2 separate regions of the Mus musculus genome follow, and region 2 is linked to region 1. Evidence: chromatin loops called from intact Hi-C (ENCODE). Cell type or tissue: heart. All regions are shown on one strand. Each heading gives the region's core, and the rest is flanking DNA. Links, peaks and the distances in the headings are about the cores only.

The links. Peaks named below come from ENCODE experiments on the same cell type or tissue, not always from the same donor. Only the 100,000 strongest peaks of a DNase experiment are listed, where the experiment ranks them.
Region 2: it touches region 1 in a loop (2.1-fold over the local background); 4 of 42 quality-filtered maps call a loop at or near these places.

Annotation. Positions count from the first base shown.
Region 1 is chr12:73,404,019-73,412,115 of GRCm38, reverse strand. D830013O20Rik (RIKEN cDNA D830013O20 gene) reads left to right here and starts at 2,553. Exons shown (of 4, transcript NR_046013.1): 1 at 2,553-2,713. Gm40442 (a long non-coding RNA gene) reads right to left here. Exons shown (of 3, transcript XR_872822.1): 2 at 6,133-6,244; 3 at 5,655-5,756. In heart, for the core only: a CTCF peak has its summit at 3,221; DNase peaks (open chromatin) are centred at 2,495, 3,325 and 3,745; H3K27ac peaks cover 368 bases.
Region 2 is chr12:73,283,802-73,291,898 of GRCm38, reverse strand. Trmt5 (TRM5 tRNA methyltransferase 5) reads left to right here and starts at 5,188. Exons shown (of 5, transcript NM_029580.3): 1 at 5,188-5,215; 2 at 6,624-7,264. The coding sequence starts at 5,211. Slc38a6 (solute carrier family 38, member 6) reads right to left here and starts at 5,051. Exons shown (of 16, transcript NM_001037717.3): 1 at 4,867-5,051; 2 at 3,376-3,506. The coding sequence starts at 4,974. In heart, for the core only: no CTCF peak of the experiment used is centred there; DNase peaks (open chromatin) are centred at 4,088 and 5,058; H3K4me3 peaks cover 2,330 bases; H3K27ac peaks cover 2,091 bases.

The DNA.
Region 1 (8,097 bases), core at 1,704-5,703:
TCTCTTTCACATTCGATAATTACAGTGGTTTTATGACATCCTAAAACAATCCGGGGCTGGGGTTGTAGCTCAGTTGATGGAGTGCTTGTTTAAAATGCACTGAGTCCTAAGTTTGACCTTAGCACTGCAGAAACTGGGCATGGTGGTACATGCCTGTACTCCCAGCACGTGGAAGGTAGAGGCAAGAGAATCAGAAGCTAAGGAGCATCCTCAGCCACACGCCAAGTTTCAGACCAGCCTAGGCTCCGCGAGAATACCTTCCCCAAACAACAAACAAATATACTCAGAAGATGACTCAGTGATAAGAGAACTGGTGCTCTTGCAGAGGTCCTGGGTTCAATTCCCAGCACCCACATGGCAGCTCACAGCTGTCTAAAACTCCACTTAAGGATTTGATACCCGTTGGCTGACAGATTCACATGCAGGTAAAACACATCTACGCGTAGAACAAAATAAAAATAATAAATTTAAAGCACAGAAACGAACACCTGCCAGGTAGGTTTGACCTCTAAGAAAGTTCCTAGTTTCTTGTGGTTGATGTGGTTCTCTCTCTCTCTCTCTCTCCTTGGTGTCGGTTATGAGAGAAAAGGCTCTTCCTGCTTCTTCCTCTGGATGTCAGGCTCAGTACATTTGGGGCAGAAACAATACACCTGCCTTAACAGCTACAGTAACCTGATGCAAGTGGTCTGAGTACACTGACAGAACATGAGGAGATAGTCCACTCAGCAGCCTAGCCCAGAGGTTGGCAACTGTAACCCATGAGCTAAGAGTGCTTTTTTTTTTAACCTATTTTAAAATGGTTATAAAAACCCCCAAAGAATACTATTTTGTCATATTAAAGTAATGTGAAATTCCAACTGCAGTGTCCATAAATAATGTTTTATCGGAACACAGCCACACGTGTTTATTTGCATAGCATCTGTGGCTGTCCTCACACATAATGACAGAGTGGAGAAGCTGCAGCAGAGGTCACGTGACCAGCAAAGCTTCTCTTGGTTCCCAGCCAGCCCTTTCTGGAAAAAGGTTGCCAAGTCGTCACCTAATGTGTTCCAGTTGCTTGAAAAATCTAATGTCATGAGAAACGCTGTCTATTGTTTTTAATATTTTACTTCTTTGATTTACGTGTGTGTGTGTGTGTGTGTGTGTGTGTGTGTGTGTACATGTGTACAAACGCCATGGTGCATATGTGGAGGTCAGAGGAGAACTTTCATGAGTCAGGTTTTTTTTTTTTTCCACCGAGGGGATCCCACAGATCAATTCTGGTTGTCAGGCTTAGCCTCAAGCACCTTTGCCCAAGTCAGCCATCTTTCTAGTCCAATACTTCATCTCTCAATGCCACAGCAGAATGTCCCCAACTGGACAGACATCAAAAAGTGACTTACAGCCTGGTTAACCTGTGACTCCACAGGCTTTAGCTCAAGAACTGATAGCTGTGGCCAGGTAGGTGCCTTTCTCTTCATGACAAGTGACCAGATCTAGTGAGCCTTCATGCTGCATTGAAACATGTATTTATTGTGGTATTTCTACCTTGTACCCACTCATATTCTGGAATGCTACTTGCTTTATTCAAGCAACCTACATCTAACCTATGTTTAGAATGCTGTTTGTTTGTTTGTTTGTTTGTTTTGAGAGGTCTCTTCATGCAGCCCAGGTTGCCCTTGCGCTCACAGCAGTCTTCCTCGGTTGCCTGTTGAGGGATGGGATTAAAGGGTGTGAGCCGTCACACTCTGCCTGTTCAGTATTTTGATTGCTCTGCTAGTGCTCTGAATCTGTGGAGGCTGGAGCATCGTTTACTTCCTAAGCACAAGAACCTTGGCTAGTTCTCAGCTGTACCAGCCATGACGCGGCCTGCCTACGGCTTGGGACTTTCATCCTCAAAAGTCCAATAACAGTATATTCCTAGCGGGGTTTTGAGAGGTGTCAATGAATCATGTAAAGGACTTAGTCTAGTGCTTGAGGGCATAGATGCTCAAAAGTGGTGACATAGACTCCTTGCAACATTCTGTCCCTTGGAAAGGACAGCAGAGACTGCTCCCACAAACACTGCAGACCCATCTCTAACCCTCAAAAGTCCCCAGCCACCTAGCCTAAGGCTCTGGGGGGCTGCAGAGTCCAGGGCAACAGCAACTCCATGCAGCAGCCTGGATGCTCTGAGAAGCATGCCTGGCAGCCAAGGGTTTGCCAGCACCTCCTGCTGCTGGCTGCCACATTTGGAGCTGAAACCTAAGCATTGTGGCTTACATCATTGCCCTCTGGGCAGCATGGTGGGTGTGTGACACTGCCCACTCTTCCTCCTTGTCACCAGCATATGGCGAGATGGGAGGGGGACTGAACTCACAAGGGGGATGTCATGGTGTTTTCCGGTGTGCTCTCTATAGATGCTAGACTACACCTGTGTCCCAGTGCTTCCCAGGGCTTTGAGTGAGAGTGTCGTTGCCAAGGAATGTTGGCTACTGCAGCTAGCTAGATTGTGTGGCACTTCCCAGCCTCTCTCCTGCTCCATCTTGGCTGTGTTCCTGCCATTCTCATGCCAGAGGACATCACTGCCCTGATGTTGCACAAGGACAACATGGGGGCACAAGAGCGTTGGCTTGTTTCTCTTTTGAATTCCTGATTCAGAAAGCAATGGGTTCAGGGTCTTGGTGGATTGTGATTGATCTACTCCTGTGGAGAGAAACTCCAACCTCCTGGAGTCTCTTGCCAAGACATCAAGGTAAGATTTACGGAAAGGAAAGAGGAAATGAAGGAAGAAAAGAAGAAAGAAAGGAAGGGAGGGAGGGAGGGAGGGAGGGAGGGAGGAAAGAAGGAAGGAAAGAAGGAAGAAGAGTAGATGGTGGGTCAGATGAGAAAGGCTTGACTTTATTGCTATGACCTAGTCCTGTTCTAGCGGGAGAACATGATCCAGGTGAGAATCCTATGCCTAGCCTATGGTGCAGGCTATACAGAAATTGCTGAAGATGCCACAGTCAAAAGCCATCATCACTGACAACAGGTGCAGGGGGAGAGGGTAAGTGGAGCCTCCTCACCTTTGCCACCTCAAGCCAGGGTGCACACAGCACGAAGGGTCCCATATGTTCTATGAAGGGGCGGGAAGATGAACCGGGAGAAGGGTAAAAAACGACCTTGTCACTCTGGCTTCATGAATCTCTGGGAGGGAGACATCTCTTCTGCTGGTGACCCCGGTAGAGCCACCCAATGGTGAACCTGAGTATTGAGAGTCTCCAGGGCTCTACCCAATGGCGCAGTGCTAAAACCTTGGTTGCTTTTCTGGCAGTGGGGATACACACTGTCGCAAGGGCTAGGGGCTGTTGTCTGCCAGCTCGTGGCCACAGGCCCACGCTCCCTGAGGTGTGAGGGGGTGATGAACAGTGATAGATTGCTCTCTCTGGGATCTCTGCCCAGTGGCCTGGCACAGCTGGAATGTCCTTGGCCAGGTCTTTGTGAGCAGTCAGTCAGGAGATGGGTCGCATGATCAGACAGCTTGGGCTTGCTGGGGGATTTTTTTTTCTCCAGGTTTTAGAATCATCCAGGGTCATCTGAATGCCCTTGCAGCTCTTGTTAAATCCCTTAGGATCAGCTCTGAGTTCCAATTGTTCAGCTTGTGCTAAATTTGTTTAGCCTAAGTGGGCATACCCAAGGAGTAAATGTGTCAACGCTGCTGTATTCCCATCTGTCACGGAAGGGGAAGTGCACTCAGAAAAGGGGTAGCCGGTGTCCCTTGACCACCTTTCACGTGTTTCACCTTTCACACCCTTGGCCACCGTGAACTCACTCCCGGATGATGCACCTGCTCTGGACTATCCTCGTAGCAAACCTTTACTATGCAACGCCCCCTCCCTCCAAATCTGCCAAACTCAAGTGGCCTTACTCCTGCAAAGTGTTCCCTGAGACCTAGCTCGTTTTAAACACCGGAGAAACCACAGAAGCCTCGTTACTGCCCTATGGAACTCAAGTGGCCTTACTCCTGCAAAGTGTTCCCTGAGACCTAGCTCGTTTTAAACACCGGAGAAACCACAGAAGCCTCGTTACTGCCCTATGGCTGTGACAAAAATACCATGATCAAGGTGCTTTTAAAAGAAAGGGCGTATTTGGGCTTCTGGCTTCAGAGGGTTAGAGTCCGAAGGAGCAAAGATGTGGCAGCTAGAACTGGTGAGAACTCGTATCTCCATCCCTGAGAGGGAGGTAGGGTTAACTCAGAATGGTGCAAGGCTTTAGAAACTTCAAAGCCCATCCCCACCGACATACCTCCTCCAGTAAGGCTACCCTATCCCCTTGTCCCTAAACAGCCAGCAGCTGGAGACCAGGGTTTTAAACATATACACCTATGGAGGCTGGTCTCATTCAACCTACCACAGAGCCCTCATCTCTACCTGATTAATAAGTGACGATTAAGCCCCCGAGTCAGGTACTGCCAGTCCAGAAGAACACAAGATGTCTCCCTTTCCTGCCTTAGTGAATGTGAGAAGATGCACGGGCCCAGTACATACTTTGAAGGCGATGAGCAGGAAGCTGGAGGCAAACACCAAGGACTAAAGTGGAAAAGCCAGTGTAGGTGGGAACACAGTAAGTTCAGGGAAAATTAGTAGATAAAAGGAACCTGGTCCAGGCAGAGGGTGTCATGTGCTCCGAGAAATCACTAGGCAGGAGGCACAAATCCCATCTTTGACTGAAAGACAGACAGCCTCAGAACTCCGTGGAAAATAGATTACTGGAAGGAGGTACACAGTAGTCCAGACTCAGAATATTTTATGTATGTATGTATATGTGTGTAATATTGTATGTGTGTGATATATTGATATATATATATAGTATTGTATGTATTATGTATGTATGTATGTGTGTGTATATATATATATGTGTGTGTGTGTGTGTGTGTGTGTGTGTGTGTTTTCTGTTGTACTGGGACTAAATCAAGAAGCCTTGTGCATGAGCACTCTGGCATGAACTCCATCCCCAGCAGTTCATTTGATTTTTAAATCTCTTGGTAGAGGGGCACTTGCCTCCTTCTCGTTGGTTCGCTTCCTCCCTTCCAAAGCCGAGTCAGACGCAGGTCTTAGTTTGCTCATTTGTATCTGCAGCGACAGGCCATTCAATGGATCCCAGGTGGATGGATGAGATGTGTAGTTGGTGCTCAACTTGCTGAGCAGATTTCAGGCCCATCCCCCTTTTCCCTTCCCTTTCCAAAGGGGAGGAAGAGCATAGAGATCCAAACAGCCAGAGAAACTGCCTTGACCTTCGTCCTGAGGTAACCCTGGCACCTGAGACACAAAGTCTGAAGGCCTGGAACTGCTTGGGGCTCCCAGTGCCTTTCCAGGTGGTAGAGATGCCAAGGTAGTACTCTGCAAGATCAAGCACCTTTTATGGCCTCATCCGAGTCTTGGACACAAGACTTAAGTTTGCCATAGTCTTCTTACAACAATTTACAAATGGTTGCCCTATGTACAATACTGCCCAGTTAAAACAAGTTAAGTACTTTATGCCATGAACAGAATGTGATCTGCGGCAACAAGCATCACTCACGGGCATCTTTTTCTATTTCAGTTCAATTCCGGTTTCTGCATTAGGCACCGGGAGCCAGGAAGGACAGTACAGCCCTGGCTTCAGAGAGCTTATAGCTGCAGAAAACCAAACAAGCTCAGAAGCAAATAAATGATACAAAGTATTTTAATTGCTGTAGTGTAGACATCAGTTCAGCCGTGCATACAGCGACTGTCTCTCCTGGAGGTGAAGAGGCGTGGAGATGAGGAAGTGATCCACTAAGGAGGGAAAGAGCATTTATCAAGCTCGTAGGCGAGGGGAAGGGCCCTGAAAGTTAGAGTTCTCTTGACAAACAGGCAATGGGGCTGGGAGTGTAAGTCACACCAGCTGTAAGGGTATTTGTTAAGGTTCAAGTATCCTAGGCTGAGACAGATGAACCCATACGGCAGGGCTTGGGCTGGGGTGCTGGGCTCGAGAGCTTTGAATTGACCATTGGCATAGACAGCCCCTGAAGGGTTGTAGGTAGGGCACAGGGTGGCAACGGCAAGTTTACTCCAGGGAAGGGTTGCTGGGCTGGCAGGATGGGGACTAGAAGAGAAGGAGTTCAACCCAGGAAGCCAGGAAATCAAACCAGGCACAAGAGAGGTTGGTCACCTGGAAAGAGAATGACGATTCTGTAGGCAGAGCGCTGTTGCCTTCACCAGGTGCACAATGCTGACTGAGCGACGGGGCTCGAGAAGTAGAACCAACCAGTCTCAGTGCTACCCTGGGAGTGAAGGAGGAAGTCTTTTATGTCCTGCAAAGGGCAGTTCACAGTGTTGCTATACAGGCCAGCCCTGGGCAGAGGCCACATGCTGTTTGCTTGGTGGAGTGTGCAGATGGAGTTTGAATATGCAGCTGGGGTTTTCTCTGCACATGTGCAAGGTCACGTGTGGCGTGGGACACAGTAGGTGCCTGGATTAAAAAGGTCTTCGCTTGTCTCATAATATCAGAGCCAGACCTGGAGACAACGTGCAGGGTTACCTTCTTAAGAGATCTGAAATCTTCTCTTTTCTAGACTAATTACAGAATCATCCCCACCCTGCTTCATGCAGCTTGCTCTGACTCAGTCTCTGTGACCCTCACCATCTTCGTTATCCAGCTCTGATTGACATTAAACTTTGCCAGACTGGGAACTGGCATACTTGCAGTGGGCTCTTTACAATCAGGGAGACTGGATTCAGTTACGAAGGCATTGATGGTGTCTAGAAGTGATTCGGGGTTGGAGTTGGTAGGAGAAAAGAGGAGCTAGCTGCTAGGGCAGAGGTCTCAAACTGTAGCTCAGAGAAGCGAATGGAGTGGGGGAGGGGTATAGGCATTCAGTGTCTACATCTATGAGGCTCCCAAAGACAGAGGTGAGGTCCACTCCACCTTCCTAACCCTGATTTCCCGTACTTTTTCTCTGGTGTCTTTTATAAAAGCCAGTAGGTTTTCCTGTCTCCCTCCCCCTGTCTCTATCGTAACGCAATGCCTTCTCCGGGGGTGCCGCAGCCATCTGGCTATCTTCTCTGTGTCTGGCCACCTCATCAATTCATCATCCCCTTTATAATCTCATCTGAAAACATATCCTTTCTTGTTTGCTTCTTAATTTCTCCCTCCTCCGGCCACTTCTTTCTCTTTCTCTGAGACTTTATTATGACTTTACAGAACCCCAGAGGATAGATTGCCTAGGAAATATGCACTGTAAAGTAAACGCATATGGCCCTATCTCTCAGTTGTCCAGATCTAGCCCAGCTGTGCAACTTCACAGCCCAACAGCTTGGTGATATGGCACTGGCTTAAAAGCCACCTTGTTACCTTGCGAGGACTTCCATGGCATTCCTTGTGTGCCGTTAACCTTAGATGTCCGTGATGCAGACGGTAGTAGGCTCAGTGGTTTAGCAAGACCAGACCCCTGACAAGGCAAGCGTGAGCTCTCCTTCAGTCCCAGAGATCAAATATTAACTCCAATCAACTGCGAGCTTCCTGACATTGGTGTCCCTGTGGTGTTTCATAAGTCCTGACAGCTCCTTACCATTGTTTTAGGGGGGAGCCTGCACCCCATTGCCTTCCCTGGAAATGAACACTCTTTCCTTGCTTTGGGTCTTGTCCCAGCATGAAGCAGGGAGATGAATGCATATGACCAAAAATGTCAAAGATGACCTGAGAGAAAAGGGATCTTCGCACCCGTTCCAAGAGCCTTCGCAGTTCCTTTTAATGAGCTTATGTCGTGTTCTTCTCGGGTGGGAGCAGCCCAGGGTCACCTGTCAACAGCTCTATCTATAGCAGAACCCCCATGGCTCACCCTGCCATCTCTGCTTGCACAAGGCTTGCTGACCCCGAGGCTCAGCTGTGAGAATCAATCATCCCCTTCCAGACTTCATCGTTCAGCAGCTACGGGGCCTCAGCTATTTTTATCACCCCCAAGAAGCCGGTGGCCAAGGACATGCCAGGATACCTCTGCTTAGGGGTGTCGCTGTGGGAATGAGTGGTGGGAAGTCATGGCAGCTGAGCTTCTGCCTCAAAGTTAAATCCAAAGGGCCTGACCTGGAACGGAGCCACATTTGATCTTCTTCCCTTGTGCAACCTGTCCCAGAGGCT
Region 2 (8,097 bases), core at 2,609-6,608, 120 kb after region 1:
CAGTGATTTAAATATTTCCCTTTAGTGACTAATTTTCCTGTTCTAAGTCTCAATGACTTACTCTTGCCCCATTTCCCCAACTCCCTCTCCTTCCAGTGATGTGGGCCCTGTAACCATGGCTTTGCCTGTACTGTCGAGCTGACGATTCCTAGGCTCTATGTGGGCCCTGTAACCATGGCTTTGCCTGTACTGTTGACCTGACGATTCCTAGGCTCTATGGAGCATGCAGTTCTTCCCAGCTCAACCCCCGAACAACGCAAGTAACACATTTCTAAGGATACAATCTAAAAACCCGTGTAAACGCTGCGAAAATAAATGGCATAAGTAATTCCTGCTTATTCTCCGAAAGATCCTGGCAAGGTAGGCTTCTAGCAAACCCAGGTCCCTAGTGCACCATAGCAAAGGCACAGAAATCCTCTCTGTGAGGCACTAAAGACTTACTGGTAAGTAGCAAGCATTCAGGAAACCGACATCAGAGACCTCACAAAATTACAGTGTGACGACACCAACGAAAGCAGAGTGGGCTACTTAGAAGCGGTTTTGCTTATTAAGACATTTGGAAGAAAGAGAAGAAACTGAAGTGAGATTTTGCACTTTAAGTTGGCTTCTACTGACTAAACAGGCGCCAGGACCCGGTGCTCGATGCTCAGAGATCTGGGTCTGAAGGATTTCATGTCTGCGGCCAGTGAGATGGACACCAGCCATGGAAGCCAGCGACGGCAGTAAAGCATCGAACATACAAAGCTATGTTAACAACAGCAGCCCCGTGACTGGCTGTGATTCATGAAAACAGCCCTCACAGGCTCACACCAGGCTCACTGAATGCTTGATTAGCAGCGGGTGACCAAATCAGGAAAGGTTTGGAGGTATTGCTTGTTCAGTGCCTCCTGCAGGTGATCAGGAATGTATGCTCCCAGCTACTGCTCGGTGCCATGCCTGCCTGTCTGCAGCCTACCACACTCCCCAGCTACCCTGACCAGCATGATGACAATGCTTACCCTCTGACACTGTAAGCAAGCCCCCATTTAAAGTGCTTTCTTCTATAAGCTGCCTTGGTCATGCTGTGTAGTCACAGCAATAGAACAGTACTAAGACACTGGCCCATGACTAACTCTTGAAAATAAATAAGCCCAGAACATAATGTTGGGCTCCAGGCGTTAAAGAAGTCTTATTTAGCAGCCTAAGACAGGAGAAGGATATTTTATTTGCACCTAAAAAAATTGCTTTTAACTTGCCTGACTGATAAGTTTTGATTCACATTGGCCAGCCTGACACAAATGAGCTTGAACTTTTTAAAATCATAAATCAATTGTAGATCAAGTGTGTAGTGGCTATTCCTGGTTGTCAACTTGACAATATTTGGAATAAACTACAATCCGGAATTGGAAGGCTCAGCAGTGACCCTTATCTGGAGGCTTGGAGATCCTTATCTGGATCTTGGTTTGAAGATCTTGAGCCATAGTGGCTATGGATTCCAGAAGATTGAATCTCCGAGTTTAAGGAACACACCTTTAATCTGGGCTCCACCTTCTGCTGGAGACAATATAAGGACATTGGAAGAAGGGAGTCTAGCTCTTGCTCTTGCTCCTTCGCCTGCTTGCTGCGTGAGACTGAGTAACTGCTAGATCCTTGGACTTCCATTCACAGCTGCGACTGAACCATTGTTGGGAATTGGGCTGCCGACTGTAAGTCATCAATAAATTCCTTTACTATCTAGAGACTGTCCATAAGTTTTGTGACTCTAGAGAACCCTGACTAATACAAAGTGGTTTTTTTTTTTTTTTAGATTAGCCACATTTTTAGATTAATAAAAATCAACATCAGTCCTGTATTGCACAGTGATATCTGGGTTAACAATGAAGTCTCAGAGACAACATGGCTGTCCTCGTGTCATAGGGAACACATTATTCATGCTCACGGTGAAGCTGGGGAAAGCAGACTACTGCATTGCCAATCATATAATCATGAACGCAACACGTGCTTTTACATCTAGTACTGAATATCCACTAAGAAGAAGTAATACAATCCTCGGTTCCTGTATTTATTATACTATCATACTGTATTCTTTTAAAAAATCATGATTTTAGGGCACACTTTTTTTATTGTTGTGGCTGTTGGTTTGTTTGTTTTTTGAAGCAGGGTCTCACTTGAACTTATATGGCTGAGGAAGACCCTGAATTCCCCGATCTTCCTGTCTCTACCTCCCAACTACCAGGACCAGTCCTTCAGGGGCTTCAGAAAAGGCTTTGTTGTCACAGGCAAGGAGGCTGCAGCTGTGTCCTGCTCCCGAAACACCTCCCCATGAGCAAGGTGTGTAAACTGATCCTGGCTCTCGGGTAGTAAGTGTGCTTATGTCTGAGTTTTAAAGAAAAAGTTGGAAAAGGAAAATACGAGAATAAGAGTAGATTAAATTTAAAAAGCTTATGTAATAAGGACATATAGAAAGAAAAGTTTTATATGGTATATGGTGTATTTGTTTTTTAGGCTATTATAACAAGAATCAAAACATTGAAAAACAAAACACAAGGCCCTTAAAACGACTTCTCCAGTTCCTCTCAGCACGACGTCCAATCCAGGAACAGGTTTCTTCTTTCACTGGATCTTTTTTGCATGTGTTGATAAACAAATACGATTACATTACAACTGCTGCGGCATTTACTATACTAGCACGTGGACTGCACTATATTAGGTGATTTTTTTAGCCTATGAGCAACAGGCAATACTGTATAGATGTGTAGAAGGTTTTACCATCTAGGTTTGTTTAAGTATACTCTATAAGGATCACCCAGGAACGAAAAAGCATTGCCGCACTTCAGAACTATTAGCCATGGCTACTCCACTTGGTACCCTCTCCCCCTTTTAGTTAAACAATAACAATTCCTAAAGTAACTTGTTTTCTAGATCCTTACCCACTGTGCCCTATGGACCCCAGTCATGTCTGACCAGGAAAGCTGCTTATCTATCACATGACATCCTAACCACTTACCTTATCTCCAAAGCTTCCCCTAGCAACAACCTGCCCAAAAGGGACAATGCTCAGTGGCCTTCCCTTTCTTTTTTGTGCCCTATAAGCCCTTGGGTTCTGATTCTTACACCAGAGCCCCGCTTTGCTGGTGCTGTTTTAAAGCCCACGCTATCTTAGAGCCCCGGGGTTCCTTTCTTGAGGTTCCTACATGAATGCCCACCCCCTCAAGCCATGCATGACTGTAGGGAGCATTCCTCCAAAGCACAGAACTAGATAGGCACAAGGGGAACAAAACAGCATTAAAACCCCAGAAGTAATCCAACTAGAAATTGTAGACCGGTAACTTCTGGAATCAAAATTCCTTATCAAAATGGAACCGTGTGATGACAAAATATGGAAACAGGCCTCACCTAAATCCAAGGATACCCGTGTTAGCCATCACATACGCCAAACCAAGGATGCCGCTTCCCATGATGGCGTTCATCACGTTAAAGACGGAGAGACCAAAGGAAGCACCGGAGGATCCCTGCCTGTGAGGTTCCTGGAAACACACCATTTACCCACATTAAATGCCTGAGGAAGGAAGTTAAAGTGTGCTGAGCCATTCTACACACTTGAGGAATCGTGTGAACACTAATTAACCAGGACGTGGCTAGTTCTTTCGCCCATGTAACACAGGCTAGTCTCATTGGAGAAGAGGGGATCTCAATTGGGAGAATGCCCTAAAGAGACTGGCCAAGACACGGCCTGTTTTAGGTGGGGGCATCCCTGAGCAGGCAGGCCTTCCTGGGGATGAAGGAGAGCAAACTGAGCAAGCCAGTAGGGGCAAGTCAATATTTCCTCCGGGTCTCCCGTTTCAGTTTCTGCCTCCAGATTCCTGCCCTGACTTTCCTTCAAGACGGACTGTAGCTGTAAGATGAAATAAGCCCTTCCCTTCCCAAGTTGCTTTCCGTCATAGGAGTTATTACCCCAAGGAAAAGCACATTTGGACATAACACTTGTTCCTTTCCCTCCGTTCTGACCTATTGGTGCAACTCAAGGAAACGAGTCTTCCAGGAAAATTACTTCCTCCCATGCAGGGCCCAGCTGGCTTCAGTGGGAGCCACAGCCTTGTGACTTCAAGAGATCAAGATAGGGTGGAGACAGAGGAGGAACGGGCCTCAGTCACGTGCTTCCTGAAGAATCCCAGTGTCAGCATGGAACTTCTGTCCCTAACTCTTCTTCCTCAAGTACGAGGACCGCAATAAACTAACCTTTTGTTTATATGCCTAATGAATTAAGTCGATTAGCAGGAATATCTTACAGGGACAACATAAACCAAACCATCAGCTGTTACAGTCCAGGGATTCATAAAAAGTGGAGTGGCAGGACTGGAAAGCAGCTCTGAGTTAGGGAGTTTTTCTAGCATGCCCAAGGCCCTCCTAGGCTGGACATTCAAGACCGAAGAGGCTCCGGGGCCCCCGGGCACACACAGCCCACTACACCGGCTTTAGGTTAAGGACGAGCAATGTGCACATTACCAGAGACCTCTCCTCATCTTCACTTACAGGGACTTGAGTATTAAAGTGCCTATAGCTCATCTTTCCCTTGGCCCCATGATTAAATCCAGAAAAGAAACATCGTGTGATGTTCTTGCAAGACCTCACAAGGCTAGAGGAGACAGAGGCGACAATGACACAAAGCAATGGTGAGTCACAAAACCGAGGCTCATCCCGCTGGTGTTCCAAGCCTCTCACTATTGACTGAGTGCTCCATGCTGCTGCCACATTCCAAACTCGCCTGGGGTCAGTGGTTCGGGCCCCACCCCAGGGTCAGTCCCCTGCAGTCCAAGGCTCCTCTTGCAAGCCCTGAAAGATACCGAAGCGCACAGGAACCCAGCGCAGCCAGTAAAGCCCACTTACGTTGCTTAGCAACGGACTCCACTCGTCTGCAGCCACCGCCTCCTCTGGCTGCTGGGCAGAGACGTACCAGCCTGGCTCCGCTTGGATGCTGTGCCGGGACGCCTGCATGGTGCTCCGCGACCGACTGCTAAGTAAATCACGGAGCCGCTTCCCCTAACCCCAAGCGCCCCGGCTGAGCGGCTTCAGAGGCGGAGCTACGGGCTTGGCCCTTCCGGGCTCTCGTAGCAAATCGCGGGCCCGGAAGAGAGGTGCGAGTCCACAGGGTCGGACTCTACGCTGCCTTCGCGGCCAGCAGTGATGACGTCACCAGCCTCCGACGCCCTATTTCCGAGCTGCACCAGAGCATGAGGTGAGGGGTTCGGGTCTGAAGCCGGCCTCGGGTGACGCTGGCCCTGGAAAGGTGCAGCTGGTGAGGGGGCAGTAGTGTCCCGGGTGATGTAGAAAACCTGACGGTACCGCGGCGGGACTCGTGCTCTTCTTTCTTGCCCAATGAGCGCAAAAAGGCCACCAGGTCATTCATCTCCTTGTCCACCGGCCGCTAAGCCGAGGCCGGAGCCCTTGGGTAGGGGGCTGGTCAAATGCATGGTGAGGGCTGATGCACCCAGTGGTAGGATTGGATAGCATGAGAAGTGCCGGGATTAGGTTCCCATTACCACAAAAATCTTTTCATAGTTTAAACCACATATTACAGATGGAAAACGGACGCCTACATTTACTTCAAACAACACAGTAAAGCCTTGTCAAAATACTGAAGCTTTTAGTTATAGGCATGGCATATGGCAGTACACTATGATAGACATCCTAACAGTATACTAAGGTCATATGGGAAGGGACAAATCTCATGTATCCAGACCAACCTGGAGGATGACTTTAATTTCTGATCTGCTTTCTGAGTGCCTGCACCACTGTGCCCAGGCTATGTAGTGCTGAAAGCCCATGAATTTGCTTGTGCTTGCTAGGTACACTTCTAGCTAAACTGTATCCCCAGCTTTCAGGTCATTTTTAACCAAGCTTTTGTTTTTTTTTTTGTTTGTTTGTTTGTTTGTTTGTTTTTGAGGTCTGGTCTCAAATGCATCCCAGGCTGGCCTTGAACTTTTAATCCTCCTATTTCCTCATGCTGAGATTACAGGTAGGCACCACCATGCCTGATATTATGTGCTGTTAGGGATGACCCCAGGACCTCATGCGTGCTAGGCAAGCTTTCTACCAGTGAGCTACATTTTAAGACCTTAATGAACGTTTAAGCCTTGCCAAGCCACTTAGCAGCCACATAACTTTGGGTGATTAACTTACCCCTTAGCTTACAAACTTCATAACACAGCTTCTGATACAACAGCCCGTTGAATAAATAAAATAAGATCTCCTAAGAATATCCCAGTAAGTATTACCATTGGTGGCATCACATATAGTGATCATTTCATTTAGAGATGACCCTTAACTCAAATTTCATACTTCCTATTCTATGTGTATTCTGTCGAAATTTGTGAGCAGAGTTCTTTGGGTATAGGGAGATTGCTAGACCACTAATTTTTCTGTTATAGGGGCAAATAGACTGAAAATGCAAATGTATTATTTACCAGGGACAGTGATCATTCTAACCTGCAAGAGAGACTGCCCTCCCTTGCCATCCAAACCTTTTGTCAGCACTTGGCAGGTGACTTGAAAGATAATTTATATTTTCATCCTCAAAAGCCATTGTGAATGTGTTCACATGTAGCTTGATGGTGTTTGGTGTTTTGTTTTGTTATTTTCCCCAGAATCGTATGGAAGCTATTTGGATTCTCAAGAAGACTTTTGCAAGTGGAATGGTGTCACCCCAGTGAATCAATATTGTTGTTTACCCTGGTGCCGAGACTTAGGAAAGCGCCTTCTGTTTTCTTGTTGGGTCAAAGACAAGGACTCTCAACCATGCCAGAAATAGAAGCAAGTGTGAGAGATAGTGAATTATTTTCACCACCCTCTGACGTTCGAGGAATGAGAGAACTTGATAGAACAGCTTTTAAGAAGACAGTGTCCATCCCTGTGCTTAAAGCGAGGAAAGAAGTAGTCAACAGATTGATGCGAGCCCTCAGGAGAGTAGCCCTGCAGCGCCCGGGCATAAAGCGAGTGATTGAGGATCCCAAGGATGAAGACAGTAGGCTGATCATGTTGGACCCCTACAGGATGCTTACTGCTGATTCCTTTGACAAAGCAGAACTCGGAGTTTTAAAAGAACTTGATGTCAGCCCACAGTTATCCCAGTACAACTTGGAACTAACATATGAAAATTTTAAGTCAGAAGAAATTTTGAAAGCTGTGCTTCCTGAAGGTCAAGATGTAACCTCTGGATTCAGCAGGGTTGGGCATATTGCACACCTGAATCTCCGAGATCACCAGCTGCCCTTCAAGCATTTAATTGGTAGGTGGATTACAGTCAGATTCATACTCTAGAAAAAAAGTGACATTCTAGTTTTAGTGCTTAATTTTTTTATTTCAAAATGCTAACTTAAAGAAACAGGGTAAAAAAAAAAAAAGCAGGGTAGTTTAGTTTTTATTTGAAACCAAATCAGAAGCACCTTCCCCCTTTTTGAAAAACATTTTGGAATATCTTCTTTGTAGTCATAGTGTTGGCAGAGACTTTTGGGCCTACACACACACACACACACACATACTCTTACTCTCTCTCTCTCTCTCTCTCTCTCTCTCTCTCTCTCTCTCTCTCCAACCACTTTGTTATATTGAACAAAATCCTTTTGGTCCAAAAAGCCATTAGGCCTTTGGGACATTGGTCAGTACAAGGTTTTGAAATTTGGTGTTTCAGAGTCACATATACAATGCTAGTGACTTAGCTAGTAATTTAGCTAATTAAGCCTCTTCTTTATGGTAAACACTTTAAAACTTTCTTAAGTGCTCCTAGCCTTTTAGAAACTGCTATGTACACCCTACTATTGTAGCTCCAGGGAAACCCACAGCCTTTATTATTTGGATAGAAGGATAATCAAAATCACATTTTATATAAATACTTGGTATACATGCATTCTGTAGGTTACTCTTTTTAATACAGTAATTTTCAAAACATGTGGGAATTATTCCCAGCTTTAAAATGTAGCATTCAGTATTTTGCATCGATTGGACTTGATAATGCCCTTCTGCTTCCTCTCTCTTCATTGACAAAAGACATTAATACTGCACAGTGGGGACTCAGCTCAGGGTCATATGTGGGCTTTCATATAATACCCTAACTTAAAACTA